Regions from separate parts of the Homo sapiens genome. Here region 2 is linked to region 1. A link is an interaction called in ENCODE POLR2A ChIA-PET data of the cell type or tissue named here. Cell type or tissue: MCF 10A. All regions are shown on one strand. Links, peaks and the distances in the headings refer to the core of each region. The heading gives the core; the rest is flanking DNA.

The links. Peaks named below come from ENCODE experiments on the same cell type or tissue, not always from the same donor. Only the 100,000 strongest peaks of a DNase experiment are listed, where the experiment ranks them.
Region 2: POLR2A ChIA-PET joins it to region 1 with 5 read pairs; 4 of 35 experiments call an interaction of 5 or more read pairs at or near these places.

What each region holds. Positions count from the first base shown.
Region 1 is chr11:76,822,089-76,825,019 of GRCh38, reverse strand. No RefSeq gene overlaps it. Among named protein-coding and RNA genes, the nearest start is that of ACER3, 37 kb to the left of the region's middle. RefSeq lists a cis regulatory region at 382-1,612. In MCF 10A, for the core only: no CTCF peak of the experiment used is centred there; DNase peaks (open chromatin) are centred at 699, 829 and 1,209.
Region 2 is chr11:76,903,546-76,906,476 of GRCh38, reverse strand. All of the region lies in intron 1 of ACER3 (alkaline ceramidase 3), which reads right to left. Among named protein-coding and RNA genes, the nearest start is that of ACER3, 44 kb to the right of the region's middle. In MCF 10A, for the core only: no CTCF peak of the experiment used is centred there; no DNase peak of the experiment used is centred there.

The DNA.
Region 1 (2,931 bases), core at 93-2,592:
CTGGCTCAATATTTTTCTTTTCTTTTCGTTTCCTTTTTTTTTTTTTTTTTTTTGTGACAGGGCCTCGTTCTGTCACCCAGGCTGGAGTGCAGTGGTGCCATCATGGTTCACCGCAGCCTCAACCTCTCAGGCTCAAGCAATCCTTACACCTTAGCCTCCTAAGTAGCTGGGACTACAGGCATGTGCCACCACACCAGGCGAATTTTTTTTTCTTTTTGTTAGAGACAGAGTCTCCTTATGTTGCCTAGGCTAGTCTCGAACTCCTGGGCTCAAGCAATGCTCCCACTGCAGCTTGCCAAAGTCCTGGGATTACAGGTGTGTGCCACTGTGCCTAGCTCGAGATTTTTCTTTAGTCCTCAGATGTGGCACTGCTTCTTGGGTGCAGAGGCATAGAAACCTTATATTTTCTTTCTAATCAGGGTTAACTCAGAGCTTAGACCTAAGAAAACCCAAAAGGCCTTGTATTCCAGCCCCTCCATTCACCACATAATGCTGACTCGCCAGAGCATTCCAAACAAAGCTGGCCCCTTCACACGCCCTTCCTTTCCTAGAAGTCTTTCTCCCTCTTTGCACGTATCTTTAGAAAGCTCTTCCTGGAATCTGTCATGCACTGAGAGGGGGAGGTGCTTTTTCATGTCTATGCCTTTGCTTTGTAAGTCTGCTATGCCCTTCCCCATCTTGTGCATCAGGGCAAACTCTTATTACTTCTTCAAATCCCAGCCCCAGGTCACTTCCTCCATGAAGCCTTCCTTGTGTTCCGCAGACTGAGTTGATTCCATTTCTCCCTTCCCCATCCCACATCACTACCACCACGGGTACTCCTGAGGGTAATACCCTGGCTGACTCATCTCTCCATCTCTACTGCCTGGTTCAGGGCTTGGCCAAGAGAGAAGGCATGAATGAATGAATGAATGAATGAGAAGGGAAGGAAGGAAGATCTCAGACCACTTTATACAGCAATAGCCCCTGTACCACCCTCTGCTATCTGACCCAGGTCCCTGATTTTTCTAAGCTCTTTTCTATTCCTGATCTTATTGGATCCTCATGGTGGCCCCAGTGTGGTTTAGGATAGGGACCCACACCCTGATTGGCAAATGAGGAAGCTGAGGTTCCAAGAGGAGAAGTGACTCTCATAAAGTTACCTCAGAACTCCTGTGGGAAACCCGGAACTGCCTCCTTCCTTCCTCTCTTTGTTTTCCTCAGCTCCTCCCACTGACTCATTTCCCTTAGGGCTACAAGAGCAGAGCTGAAATTCCTGGTGGGATATGAGGGATTTGGGAACCCTGGAAGTCGTTCCTGGGCAGTGAGGTGTGTGGATGAATACACGCAGGCTCCTCTGTGTGTGTGTGCGTGCTGGGGAGGCTTGGCACTGAGATGCCTCCTATGTCTCCCTCCCACCTCCTTCTCCTGAAAGGGGGATGGATGTCGTGTGTCCCTGCAGTGTCCAGGCAGGACTAGTCATATCAGCAGATATCGGGGGAGGGGTGGAGGCTGCAGTGAGCGGAGATCGCGCCACTGTACTCCAGCCTGTGTGACAGAACAAGACCCTGAGTTAAAAAAAAAAGAAAGAATATTATGTATTCTTGAAATTATATAGTAAGTATGATTGGAATGTTACATACCATTCTTATAGGGTATAAAGATAGTATAGTGTATTTCTATGATTACATTGTAATGCAAGAAATACACTAAAGTGTGTATTCGTTTGATTACATACATACTACTTTTTGTTACATGCTATATGATTCCAAGAATATTATATATTCTACATAATCTTAACATTATTTCAATATTATTATATTGATTATCAATAATATTATATACTATTAATATATAACTATATAATATTATAATATATATTTTATATATAATATATATTAATATATATTAATGTTAATATATTATATATTGTATATTATTATAATTATATTATATTATATATTATTAGAATCATATATTATATTATATTATATATTATTAGAATCATATAATATATAACATTTTGGGATTGGATATATTTCATAATTCCTTTGAAACCTTTACAAGTGTCAATAATGTGTTCCTTTATATTGCTATGCAGGATTTTATAGTATGGATATACTATGGTTTCTATACCTTTCACCTGTTGGAGAGCATCAGAGTTGTTTCCCCTTTTTGACTATTACAGATGATTATTATGAAGGTTTGTGTCCAGGTTTCGTGTGAATATGTCTTCATTTCTCTGGGATGAATGCCTAAGAGTGTGATTGCTGGGTTGTATGATGAGTGTATTGTTTAGTTTTATAACAAATTATAAGACTGTTTTCCAGAATGGCTGTGTCCTTTTGCATTCCCACCAGCTTTGCACAAGTGATCCACTTTCTCCACATTCTTGCCAGCATTTGGTGTTGTCACTATTTTTTATTTTAGCCGCTGTGGTAGGTATGTAGTGTTACATCATTGTGGTTTTAATTTGCATTTCACTGATGGCCAATTATGTGGAACATCTTTTAATGTGCTTATTTGCCTTTTGTATATTTTATTTGGTGAAATATCTGTTCATGTTTTTTTGCCCATATTCTGATTGAGATTTTGTTCTTTTTACTGCTGAGTTTTGAGAATTCTTTATACATACTACATATAGGTTCTTTGTTGGATGTGTGGTTTGCAACTATTTTAGCTCAACCTGTACTTTAATTTTTCATCTTTTTCACAGGTTCTTTTATAAAACAAACTTTTAAATTTTGATGAGGTCCAGTTTATCAATTTTTTTCATTTGTGGAGTCTGCTTTTGATCTGAAGTCTAAAAATCCCTTTGCCTAGTCCTTGATCTTAGAGATTTTCTCCTATGTTTTTTCCTAAAAATTGCAACATTTTGTTTTACATTTAGGTCTGTGATCCATTTTGAGTTAATTTTTATATAAGATGTGAGATAGGAATCAAAGATTTAAA
Region 2 (2,931 bases), core at 170-2,669, 81 kb before region 1:
GAGATACAATCATAGGGGTGTGGAAAACAATCCTCTTGTGCTGAGTCTGTCTCTGGTTAGGGGGTGACAGGACCAGTTGAGTTATGAATCTCAATGCCAGAATGCAAAAATCTGAATTTCAAGTACCAATACTAGGAGTAATCAGAGAAGTCACAAATGTGTGTCCTCTGGCCTGTGACTCCTGAGCAGTAAGGGATTACAGAAATTACATCTATACTTGAGCAGAATTCAGGCCCCTCCCATAATCCTAATCTTGTGGCCTTTCATTAGTCTTACAAAGGCAGTTTCAGCCCCTGAACAAGCAGGGGATCAGTTATAGGGAGGGAATATTATCCTTGCTTCAAAGTTAAAAACTATAAACGAAATTCCTCCCATGGTTAGCTTTACCTACACACAGTAATGAGCGAAGGCAGCCAGCCTGTGAGGCTAGAAGCAAGATGGAGTCAGCCATGTTAGCTTTCTCTCAATGTCATAATCTTTGCAAAGGCAGTTTCAAAAGTCAACCATCTGTCTGGCCAATTCCCCTTCATGCATTTCCAGATGTAATGGTTAATTTGGTGTGTATCACTATAATTCATTTTTAAATGATTTTACATAAATGTATATCCACATAGTTTTGCTTTGTTTTCTTGTTTTATCAAAATAAGTGTAAATATCATTTTGCAAATAGCTTTTATCAATAAAAATTATTCTTGAGAGATCTATTAGATACTATATTTCATTCCTTTTAATTTCTGTATAGTATGCTATCATAGAAATATAAACCACATTTTGTTTATCCATTCCCATATTAATGAACATTCTAGATTGTTTCCTATGTTTTTGTTAAACAATACTGCAGTGAGCAACCTTGTTTATACTTCCTTATGTACGTTTACACAAATGTCTTGTTTCATGCTTTATATGCATATAGAAGAGTCTTCCTAGTTGGTGGAGAAGGAAAAGAAAAAAAGAAAGAAATGGAAAGGGGTCTTGAGCTACCACAGAAGGCAAAAGGTCTAAGGGCAATGAATGCTCACTGCAGTAGAATTCACCCCATTCACCCCATTATCACTGCTATATTTCAGGCCCTCTTTCCTTGACTTGGCATGATAAAAAGTAAAGTAAGAAAAAAGTAAAAGAACGACAAATGCTAAATACATTATTTTACATGAGGGGAGTCAATAGATATTGTTTCACTTTTGATAGAGAAATGTAGATTCAATTTTTTTTAATTTAAAGGTAAGCTTGTAACATAAAAAAAATCTTCTAAATCATACTTTATTCAGGCCACAAAATATTTCATAATGCACAATCACATTTTCACTAAAAAAATACACACACATGGCCAGGTGTGGTGGCTCATGCTTGTAAACCCGGCACTTTGGGAGGCCGAGGTGAGTGGATCACCTGAGGTCAGGAGTTCGAGACCAGCCTGGCCAACATGGTGAAACCCCATCTCTATTAAAAATACAAAAATTAGCTGGGCATGGTGGCATGTACCTGCAATGCCAGCTACCCGGCAGGCTGAGGTACGAAAATCACTTGAACCAGGAGGTGGAGGTTGTAGTGAGCCGAGATTGTGCCACTGCACTCCAGCCTGGGCAACAAAGGGAGACTCCATCTCAAACACACACACACACACACACACACACATACATAGAGAAAAGACATATAGCAAATAATTAACTGGTTAAGAAGAACTTTTCCATGAGGCCACAGATGTGGGTTGAGAGGGGCAGCGAAACAGTAGGAGGTGGTACCATGGAGTCTAGATCACCTGCTTGTGCAGTTTAATTGTGCCTCATCTCCAGCCGGGTCCCAATTTTACCCATTTCATTTTATTTTTTTATTTTTATTTTAATATTTGAAGAGGTTTATTCTGACTCAAATATGAGTGACCACGTCCATGACACAGCCTCACGAGGTCCTGGGAATATGTGTCCAGGGTGGCTGGGTTACAGCTTGGCTTTATACAATTTAGGGAGACAGAGGGTACAGTCAAAGACATAAATTTATGCATGTAAGGTACACATTGGTTCAGTCCAGAAGGGTGGGACATCTTTATGGGGGGTGGCAGGGAGGGCTTACAGGTCATAGGTGAATTTAAAGATTTTCTGATTGACAATTGGTTGAAAGAGTTGAGGTTTTCCTAAAGAGTTGAAGTAGACAGAAAGAAATGCTTAAGATAAGGGGGGTTGGGCAGAGTGCAGTAGCTCACGCCTGTAATCCCAGCACTTTGTGGGGCTGGGGCAGGGTCGCAGGTGGGGATCACTTAAGGTCAGGAGTTCGAGACTAGCCTGGCCAACATGGTGAAACCTCGTCTCTACTAAAAATACAAAAATCAGCTGGGTTTGGTGGTGTGTGCCCCTAATCCTAGCTACTTGGGAGACTGAGGCACGAGAATCACTTGAACCCACGAGGCTGAGGTTGCAGTGAGCCAAAATTGCACCACTGCACTCCAACCTGGGTGACAGAGCGAGACTTCATCTCGAAATAAAAATAAAAATAAGGGTATTGGAAGCCAATAACAAGTTCTTGTTATGTTTTTATCATATAGATGAAGTCCCAAGTTGGAGACTTCAGAGAGAATAATAGATAGTAAATGTCTCCTATCAGACCTTAAAAGATGTCACACTCTCCTGGATCAGGAAAAGACCTTGAAAGGGAAGAAGATCCTCTATATGCAAATTTTCCCCATAAGAGGTGGCTTTGCAGGGCCATTTCAAAATATGTCGAAGAAATATTACTTTGGGGTAAAATACTTTCATTTCCTTCAGGGCCTGCCATCTACCATGTGATGCTATAACAGAGAGTCAGGTTGGAGTTGGGTATCTTATTGCAAAAAGAATCTGGTTGTCAGTCTTTTATGATCTCTATTTTAATGCTGACACTGGTCAGCTGTGCCTAAACTCCAATGGGAGGAGTTATAAGCAGACATGTCAGACCTCT